Regions from separate parts of the Homo sapiens genome. Here region 1 is linked to region 2. A link is an interaction called in ENCODE POLR2A ChIA-PET data of the cell type or tissue named here. Cell type or tissue: CD4-positive, alpha-beta T cell. All regions are shown on one strand. Region 1 overlaps SH3BP5 (SH3 domain binding protein 5). Region 2 overlaps SH3BP5 (SH3 domain binding protein 5).

The links. ChIA-PET counts read pairs that join two places held together with the same protein. Peaks named below come from ENCODE experiments on the same cell type or tissue, not always from the same donor. Only the 100,000 strongest peaks of a DNase experiment are listed, where the experiment ranks them.
Region 1: POLR2A ChIA-PET joins it to region 2 with 11 read pairs; 20 of 35 experiments call an interaction of 5 or more read pairs at or near these places.

The regions. Positions count from the first base shown.
Region 1 is chr3:15,318,611-15,323,610 of GRCh38, reverse strand. All of the region lies in intron 2 of SH3BP5 (SH3 domain binding protein 5), which reads left to right. Among named protein-coding and RNA genes, the nearest start is that of SH3BP5, 11 kb to the left of the region's middle. In CD4-positive, alpha-beta T cell, no CTCF peak of the experiment used is centred here; a DNase peak (open chromatin) is centred at 3,040.
Region 2 is chr3:15,266,863-15,271,862 of GRCh38, reverse strand. SH3BP5 (SH3 domain binding protein 5) reads left to right here. Exons shown (of 9, transcript NM_004844.5): 4 at 1,986-2,150. Among named protein-coding and RNA genes, the nearest start is that of SH3BP5-AS1, 15 kb to the right of the region's middle. RefSeq lists enhancers at 1,986-2,285, 2,346-2,395, 1,463-2,662, 2,842-3,380, 3,381-3,920 and a silencer at 3,708-3,817. In CD4-positive, alpha-beta T cell, CTCF peaks have their summits at 3,508 and 3,708 (motif pointing left); DNase peaks (open chromatin) are centred at 2,192 and 3,722; H3K4me3 peaks cover 887 bases; H3K27ac peaks cover 2,059 bases.

The sequences.
Region 1 (5,000 bases), 52 kb before region 2:
ATGGAAGCCTCAGTCTCTTTGTCTTTGAATCTGGGGGCTGCAATTCTTGCCTACATCCCTGGGTAGCCTGGAGGATGGTAAGGGATGCTGTGTGAGAGAGTGCTTTGAGAGCTGCCCAGCCTGAGTGGACAAGAGGGCCCCCTGTGTGCTTGGCTGGCAGGGAGGGCTGAGACCCGCTGGGCGCTGCAAACAGAGAAGGTTCCAATGAGATGTCCACTGGGGCCAAACTGGCCATGGGGCCTGGCAGTGGCTCTGTTGTTCTCTTCCCCCAGGTCCTGCCATGACCTTTCTTTGTCAGATTGGCACTGGGAAGGGGGTCAGAGGGAGGGCTCATACAGGCCAGGATTACAGCGGGATGGACTTTGTAGTCACTGGATCAGCAGGGCGTTGCGCTGTGGCCTGCCTGCTGTAATGTGAAAATTAGTTTCCCTGAGTGAGCCCTGCTTTATTTATTTATTTATTTATTTATTTATTTATTTATTTGAGACAGGGTCTCAAAAACCGGAGTGCAATGATGTGATCTCTGCCACTGCAACCACTGCCTCCCAGGTTCAAGCGATTTTCGTGCCTTAGCCTCCCGAGTAGCTGGGATTACAGGCATGTGCCACCACACCCGGCTAATTTTTGTGTTTTTGGTAGAGACCGGGTTTTGCCATGTTGGTCAGGCTGGTCAACTCCTGACCTCAAATGATTCGCCTACTGCAGCCTCCCAAAGTGCTAGTATTACAGGCGTGAGCTACTGCGCCCGGCCTCCCGCTTTGTTTTTGTTTTTTCCTGAGACAGTGTTGGTCTCTGTTGCCCAGGGTAGGGTGCAGTGGCACAATCATAGCTCCCTGGAGCCTCGAACTCCTGGGCTCAAGTGATCCTCCCACCTCAGTCTCCCAAGTAGCTGGGACTACAGGAGTGCGCCACCACGCCTGGCTAATTTTTGTTTTTGTAGAGATGGGGTCTCTCCTTGTTGCCCAGGCTGGTCTCAAACTCCTGGGCTCAAGCAGTCCTCCTGCCTCGGCTTCCCAAAGTGTTGGGATTACAGGCATGAGCCGCCACACCCGGCCTCCCAGGCTGTTCTTGGACAGACTGACCGTGAGGACAGTTGTGACACTGGTAAAACACAACCTTGTGTTCTCCTTTCCCTCCCCAGAACCTGTCCACTTAGGCACATGTTGGCTCATGAACATGTAAGATTCTGCCTTGCTTGGGGGCGTTAGCATTTTAAGAGTGGCCTTTCACTTTAAAAAAAGATGATGTGTGGATATGGACAAATGGCCATGGTCTACTTAGTGGGGGAAAAAAAACTATACATAAAATATATATAAAACTATATAGAGCATATCTAGAACCATATATATAGTAAAAGAATATATGCATATGAGAAGACAGGCCTAACATAGTTATTATTTTTTTTTTTGAGATGGAGTCTCACTGTGTTGCCCAGGCTGGACTGCAGTGGCATGATCTTGGCTCATTGCAACCTCCACCTCCCAGGTTCAAGCGATTCTCCTGCCTCAGCCTCCCAAGTAGCTGGATTACAGGAGCCCACCACCATGCCTGGCTAATTTTTGTATTTTAGTAGAGACGGGGTTTCACTATGTAGGTCAAGCTGATCTCGAACTCCCGACCTCAAATGATCCACCTGCCTTGGCCTCCCAAAGTACTGGGATTATAGGCATGAGCCACCGTGCCTGGCCCTAACATAGTTATTCTTGTGTGGGCCAAAGAATGTGAACTGCTTGTTACCAGTTATGGTGAAGTAAATACAGAAATTGAGAGTAAGACTTTAGATTTTTTTTTTTTTTTTGGCAATTTGATGTTGTGACATCCAGGTGGCATTTTACTTTCCTAGTTTGTTTTTATTCTACAGAAATATTGATTTACGGTGGATTGGATGGGAGAAGATCCATCACCACATTGTTTGAGAAGCCTGGCTCTAGAAAAATGTACCCTCAGATGTTACCAGTTGTTGCTAGCTGCTGAGGATGCTGGTGATTTTTAGTTTTCATTTCTTGGTGTTTTCTGAAATATTTACAATGACCATCTGTTATAATTTTCATGGGATGGGGGTGGGGAATGAAGTCTGTTGTAAAAAAAAAAAAAAGTCTTTATAAGCCAAATAAATGAATTTCTCTGGAAGGAATTTTAGGAACTATGAAGGCTGATGGGAAAAACCTTGGATTGGTTGTTCCTGCCTTAATTGTAGATAAAACCTGATGTTGTGGGTTTGCTTGATGAATTAGTGTATTGTTAAGCTACTCTAGTTGTAATTCATGGAAGGATGAAAAGTGCTATAAAGGCACTTTAGGATCTTCTACAGCCAAGAAACCGTCATATATATGCTTATTTAGAAAATACAATAAATCAAGATATAATGGAAAACATTCCAAATATTAAGAATATTTAGATATTTGAACTTAGTTACTCTGTGTATTTGACTGTTAGCATCATTTCTAAATCAATAAATGTGGGCACGTATAGGTTCTTGCACAACTTCATTCATGGTAACCACATTAGCAAAATGCTATTAGTGGCCAAAACATGTTCTGGCCATTGGCTAGAACATAGAAATAGCTGTCTAATATTGACATGGACTGTATTGCCTTAAAAAATCCTAGGCGTTTCTTCCTTTTAAGCTACAAATATCAACAAGATAATATACAAACTCTTCTGGCCCCTCAGCTGAAACCCATGGCAGGATCATAAGTGCTTGCTATTGCAGTACACGCCGACTTTCCTACAAATCATGTGACTGTATCCCCAGCTGTATTCAAGGTGCCTACCCTGTGACTCTGAGGTGTCATCTCAAAAGAAGACAGGCTATGGGGGTTGATGGATTCATTGCTATCCCTGTGGTTAATGAGAATCTTCAAATCCCCAGGTTGACAGAGATGTGGTCCCTGTGGACTGTAGCCTTTTAATTTTGAGCTGTTATTTTTCTTTGTCAGCATTTGTTGTAGGGACTTTAACGTAGTGGGGTGTGTGTGTGTGTGTGTGTGTGTGTGTGTGTGTGTTTTGGCTGGATGAATTAAACCTCTATTGAACCTCATCCTTTGGCAGGCAGCCCAGGTAACTTTGCCCAGCCCTTCTCTTTGAGAGTTACTTAGTCTGCCGATTGCCACATAGATGTTTCCAACATTAAAGACTATACTGCTTTTTTGTAGTGCATTTTAACCAAGAGTATCACAGAATTTGCAAAGCAGCTCTTGGAGAGCTCAGCAAGTCAGCCTCTTTCATTTCCTTAAAGGAAGATGGAAAAAATTTTGTTCTATTCTTGCCTGATTTTTTTTTCCTTTGCTGTGTTTTGCTGGATTATCTAAGAGATGTTAATGTTTGCTCTAACAGAAAGAAACTGCTATCAGGGAGACAATGAGAGGAATATCCGCTGTTTATTATAACTGCAGCCCAGCCCTCTTAATATAAATCTTTTATTGTTTGGCATTAAACCCAACCAAAGCATGATGAATGGGATTTGGTTGTCTTCATTCACCACACCCTTTTGTTTCCAGCATGCAAAGGGATTCAGCTTCATTTTGCTAGATTTGAAGTGCACAGATTTAATGTTCTCTTACTTGATTTTTGGCTTTATTGGAAGAAGAAAGGGGGTGTTTTTCTTCTTCATTGTTCTGGTTACTGTTTCTCCCTAACAAATTATCCCAAGCCGTAATAGCTTAAAACAACTGTTCTATTTTGCCTATGATTTGTGGGTCAGGAATTTGGAGAGGGTTTTGAGAGGGCTCAGCTGGGCGGTCCTTGCTTGAGGAGTTTTATGCAGTCAGATGTCAGCCTGGTTGTAGTCCTTGAGGGCTTGGTTGGACGTCAGAGATGGCCTACTCTTGTGTCTGACAGAGGATGCTGGCTCTGAAAGCTTATGCTGGGAGCTCAGCTGGAGTTGCAACCAGAGTGCCTACGTGTGACCTTTCTAGTGTGGTACTTTTGCTTCCTTTTGGTTTCTGGCTCCTTCCAGAGTGAGTGTCCTAAGATGACCAGGTGGAAGCTTCCTGGCTTTTTCTGACTAAGCCTTGAAACCTTCAGAGCAGCTCTTCTATTATAATCTGTTGGTCCAAGCAGTCATGAGCCCACCTGCATTCTAATTCTTCTTGATCCTGGGGCAGTGCCAAAGAATTGTAGGCCATATTTGAAAACTGCAACCCTCATGGTGATGTAGAGACAGTGGCTTATTTTGAGGCCCATAGGACATATACTTTCTTCCTTTCCTCCCTTCCTTTCTGTGGGGAGACTTCATAAACAACCACATTTTAGTGTCTTCTTGAGGTGCTTTAATGGTTAACCAGCCAGCAAAGCAAGGACTTTGGTTAGTATTCCCAGTGACCTTAAATAAACCAGCAACGATAAAGGCAAGATGGACAGTTTTTAGCAATGCTGTGGGCCTTGCCATAGGGAATTCTTCGCCACTTTGCCCATTTCTTAAAAATTTTGTCTGAGAAAAAAATTATGGCATGGCTTCAATACCTATTAGAAAAAATTAGTGGAGCCTAGAGCCAGAGGTACTACAATAATTAGACTGTTGCTTTGTAATTCAGGGTGGTAGGGTTCTAAAGCCCCTTGGGCTATTCCAGATAGATGTGCTGTTTTCTTTCCCTGCCACTGGTTTTGCTGGGTCTTCTCTGGGGAAAGAGAGTCCCGGTATTGCATTTATTTGATAGAAATTAAATCTGCTTCCCCACTTGGAACTTGTTAAAACCACACTTCAATGTTATGAAACTTCGGGTCAAAAAAGCATAGGAGGCTGGGCGCAGTGGCTCACGCCCATAATCCCAGTAGTTTGGGAGGCCGAGGCCAGCAGATGGCTTGAGGCTACGAATTTGGGACCAGCTTGGCTAACATGGCGAAACCCTATCTCTACTAAAATACAAAAAAGAAAAAGTAGTAACCAGGTATTGCAGTGCATGCCTGTAATCCCAGCTACTTGGGAGGCTGAGGCACAAGAATCGTTTGAACCTGGGAGGTGGAGGTTGTAGTGAGCCAAGGTCATGCCACTGCACTCC
Region 2 (5,000 bases):
TCAGTGCTGATTTCTCATGCAGTCACACAGCTGCCATCACATGGCCCATCTTGGGGTAAAGGTATCTACTGTCCACAAGAAATAGAATTGGAATCGCCTGTATAATTGTAAGTTTCCCTGTGGTCACAGTAAAAAAGGAAAGATGGGGAGAGATGAAATGGTGAAATTAATTTTTTTTTTTTTTGAGACAGAATTTCGCTCTTGTCATCCAGGCTGGAGTGCAATGGCGTGATCTCGGCTCACTGCAACCTCCACCTCCCAGGTTCAAACGATTCTTCTGCCTCAACCTTCCGAGTAGCTGGGACTACAGGCGTATGCCACCACACCCGGCTAATTTTTGTATTTTTAGTAGAGATAGGGTTTCGCCATGTTGGCCAGACTGGTCTCAAACTCCTGACCTTGTGATCCACCTGCCTCAGCCTCCCAAAGTGCTGGGATTACAGGTTTGAGCCACCGTGCCCAGCCTCTGTGAATTTAATCTTTAAATTTTATTTATTTAAGAAGCAGGGGCTCATTGTGTTACCCAGGTTGGAGTGCAGCGGCATAATTGTATTTCACTGTAACCTCAAGCGGTCTCCTGCCTCAAGCTCCCAAGGAGTGGGGAATACAGCCATGTGCCACCATGCTCGGATAATTTTTTAATTTTTTCCAGAAGTAGGGTCTTGCTATGTTTCCCAGGCTGGTCTTGAATACCTGGCCTCAAGTGGTCCTCCTGCCTTGGCCCCCCAAAGTGCTGGAATAGAGGTGGGATCCATTGCACCCAGCTGAAATTAATTTTAATAATATATTTAATTTAATTTAATATATCCAAAATATTATTTCATCATATAATAAAAATTATTGAGATATTTAACATTCTTTTTTTTTTGTACTAAGTCTTTAAGATTAGGGATGTCTTACATTCAATTGGGATTAATCACTTTTTTTTTTTTTTTTTGAGATGGAGTCTCACTCTGTCACCCAGGCTGGAGTGCAGTGGTGCAATCTCGGCTCACTGCAGCCTCTGCCTCTTGAGTTCAAGTGATTCTTCTGCCTCAGCCTCCCAAGTAGCTGGGATTATAGGTGCCCACCACCATGCCTGGCTAATTTTTGTGTTTTTAGTAGAGATGGGGTTTCACCATGTTGACCAGGCTGGTCTTTAATTCCTGACCTCAAGTGATCCGCCTGCCTCCCATAGTGCTGGGATTACAGGTGTGAGCCACTGCACCTGGCTGGGATTAATCACATTTTGAACAATCAGTAGACACATGTAGTGGGGGCAGCTCTAGACGTGGTGGTCAGCTACAGTTGGTATTGGTTCTCCCACCTGATGCTCCTTGAAAGCAGGGACCGTGTTGTGTTAATTAATTAGGTCCTTCTCTTTGCCTGCCTGGTGCCATACTTGGCCTGTCGCTGGTGTCAGTGGGTGTGAGTTGAGTGGGAGACTGTCTGGCAGAGTGACAGTGCTGGGCTGGAACTCATACTGGCTGGAGTCTGGCACAGCTCTGCATCTAGTCAGCTGTGTGATCTCAGGAAAGGCTGTGTCCTCTCAGCTAAGGTCCCCCTTCTATAGAGTGAAGTCTTTGGACCATGATCTCTGGGGGCCTTCCTGGTTCTGACTTGCCATGAATTGAGCCACAGATCTGGGCAGGGAAGGTGACAGGCCTCGAGTGAGGCAGAGCTTCTGAGAAAGGCTGTGGGGTTGGCTGTACCTGTCCCACGATGGGCTGGTTTGCCATGTCAGGTTCTGGCCAAGGGCTGATGTGTTTATCTCATCCATTGGGCCCAGAACTGTGGAAATTGTTCGCTCACTGATTTGTTGCTCACTCCCCCATCAGGGGTCCATTGCCCTGTCTGGCATCTATGAGGACCTGTGGGTGCCAGGAGTGAAGAGGCAGAGATGAGCTTGTCCTGGTCCTTGGGATGCTTATTTTTTGAAAGGTAAAATGGACCATGGGGAGCCCCTGCCATTTTCTGAGGCCTCATGAGGATTCTTTCTCACACAGGCTCAGCTGGAAGCTCAGAAAGCCACGCAGGACTTCCAGAGGGCCACAGAGGTGCTCCGTGCCGCCAAGGAGACCATCTCCCTGGCCGAGCAGCGGCTGCTGGAGGATGACAAGCGGCAGTTCGACTCCGCCTGGCAGGAGATGCTGAATCACGCCACTCAGAGGGTATGAGTCATGGCCGGGTGTGCTGTGGGGGTGTGCGCGTGCATGCGCGCTGGCTTCCCCTGAGCGGAGGTAACAGACTCGACTCCCAGGCATGTTGCCTGAAAACACCCTGAAAATCACAGGTTGTCATCTCCGTATGATCTCTTGGCTGCGCTTGGTACGAAGCCAGTGCTCCAGAATGAGTCACAGTGTCTCTCCGTGACAGCGAGAGCTGCTCCTTCCCTTATGTTGCTTGAGGTTTGTCTGGTTTGGGTCATCCCCAGGGGGTCTTGACTGGACTCAGGCTTCCAGAGGGACGAGGTTTTCCAGGGTTTGCTCCCATGGAACCCCAGCAATACTGGCTGGGTTTCGAATCTGTGATGGGGAGACCTTGATGAACAGCCCTAAATGGGGGCTGCACTTCGGGTATGTGCTGTCGGAGGAAGGCAGGGGTCATGGCGGATTAGACCAGAATCAGGTGTGTACTTACGACAGGCCTTCTGGGCTGGGATTCAGGGAGTTGACAGGCACAGAGGAAGCGGACTGTGTGTGATCCTTACTCACAGCTTGGCTTGCTGGGTTTTATGTCATTATATTGGGTTCTTTACTGGCTCTCATGACCACCTCTCTGACTGCGTTACTCAGAGCCAGAAATGGTGTGCCTTAGTCTGTACAGGCCAAGACAAAATACTAAACAAAATACCATAAACAGGGTAGTTGGTAAACAATAGAAATTTATTTTTCACAGCTCTGGAGGATGAGAAGTGCATTGGTAGGTAGGACATTGGTAGATTCAGTGTCTCATGAGGGCCTGTTTCTTGGTTCACAGATGACCATCTTTTCCATGTCCTAACACGGTGGAAGGGGTACATGAGCTTATAAGGTCACTAATCTCATTCATGATGGTTCTACCCTCATTACCTCATCACTTCCCAAAGGCCCTATCTCCAGATACCCTCACACTGGGGATCAGTTTCAACATAAGAATTTTGGGAGGACACAAATGTTCAGACCATAGCAGCTAGGGACAGTTCTTGGCTCAGCAGTACTTGGTTACCCCTGCCTAACTCTATCGGGTTTCTTAGAAGTCACGCAGAATGTTCCTGGATACCTCTTCCCCCTTCCAGGCTTGGCTCCTGGGCTGCCCAGGCTCATGTTCCTGGTATCCCCCCACACCAGCCTGGGTCCATTGTGCCCCTCTGCATTCTCTGTCTAGATTCCCAGCGCCTGGAAAACGAGTGTAGGGCTGGTTTGCTGCAGGGTGGGTGGGTGAGCTGACCTGTGGCTTCAGCAGCTCCAATAAGACCCTGGACGGCGCGGGTACGGGGTTGCAAGAGGTCTTGGTGACTCCTTGAGAAAGCCGTCTGGGGGACTGGATTAGAAAAGTCAGCAGGTTAATGCCAATAGGATTTCCCTTTTAAATGTCACCTGCCACAGTGGCTCAAGTCCTGGGGGATCTGATAATTAAAGATGGCCTTGTGCTTCCTTAAATAGAAAGCTTGGCACACAAATGACTTCAAGAGTCAAATCCGCGTTGACTTTACGCACCTCTCCCTGCAGCCTGAGACTCTCGGCTGAGCTTGGCTTTGTGTGGCCTTGCGCCTCCTGCCCCCTAGTGGGCGTGATGCTCACAGAGCTAGACGTGGGCTAGAAACAACTTTTCTGGGTCATCTCGAGAAAAATGGAAGGGGTGGCTGGAAATCTTGGAAGTTCACAAGCCAAAGCCCGATAGATATGAAAAGGACAAAATGTAAGGTAGCTTCTTCCAAGAAATTAGCTGAAGGGCCACTTTTCCTTTTTGCCCTTCTTCCACCCCAGCTGGAGACCCATGTCAGCCTATAAGCAAGCATTTCAGAAGTCATTTAATCTGTTGTTTAAAGATAAACAAACCATGCTTCTGCTTTGTGTATCTCTCATTTTTAAGTCCCAGGGCCCCAGTGGATAGTGGGTGGCCTCCCAAGGAGTGGCATCCCCAGACCTCCACACTGTATAACTCAGGGCACCGTTCATACCACAGACTTTGGGAATAGCGCTTTTTGGAGTTGTGCAGTGCAAGACCTGTGGGGCTATACAAGATGGCCCTGTACTCCTGAGGTCATGAGGGCTTCATAGGGCCCTGGGAGGGCCAGCTGATATGTGCCTTCTCTGTGGCCACTGAAGGGAAGGGCCCATTTGGTTTTCTTGGGCTTGGGGGCAACCTCTGCAGATTGGCAGGTGTTCCGGGTCACATGCCAGGATTTCCACCTTTGAGCTGATATTCCTCTTCCCAGATCCCTTCACAGTTGCATAGGCTGGAAATGCCCCTCATTGAACAGATGAGTTAAAAACAGACACCAGCAAGAGACAAAAGCCTGTGGCAAAGCTTTCCCCCATCACGTCCCTGTGCCACTCAGAATTTCAGCGTGCAGAGCAGGCTCTCCGAATGTAATGGATGATGCAGAACATAATTCTTTCTCCAGGACACACACTTGCATGGTTGGCTTTGAAACAGTGTCGAGTAACTGGGAACTCTCTGGACTTAGCGTTTCCCCCAGTGGTGCTCATGTTGACCCCTCCTAGAGCCTCACGGGCCTGGCATGCTCAGCCAGCTGAAAGCTGTGTGATCAAAGGGCTAGAGAATGTCTCCTCCCTTGTCTGCCTTCTGGGTACTCTAGGATGCTTGTTTCTGTAGAACAAGGGAGCTTCATCTCACCCTCTTCTTCCAAAGTATTACTTAAGGGTCTAATAAAAGAAAATTCCGTGCTCAGAAAGGCCCAGGGCTGTCTTGAAGAAATGGCAGTGGCTTGGACTACACGATCCCTCCAGGCACAGCGGGACACTGGGGTTCCCACGTAACGTGCCCAAGATTATCTATGCGGCCCCTCACACTTC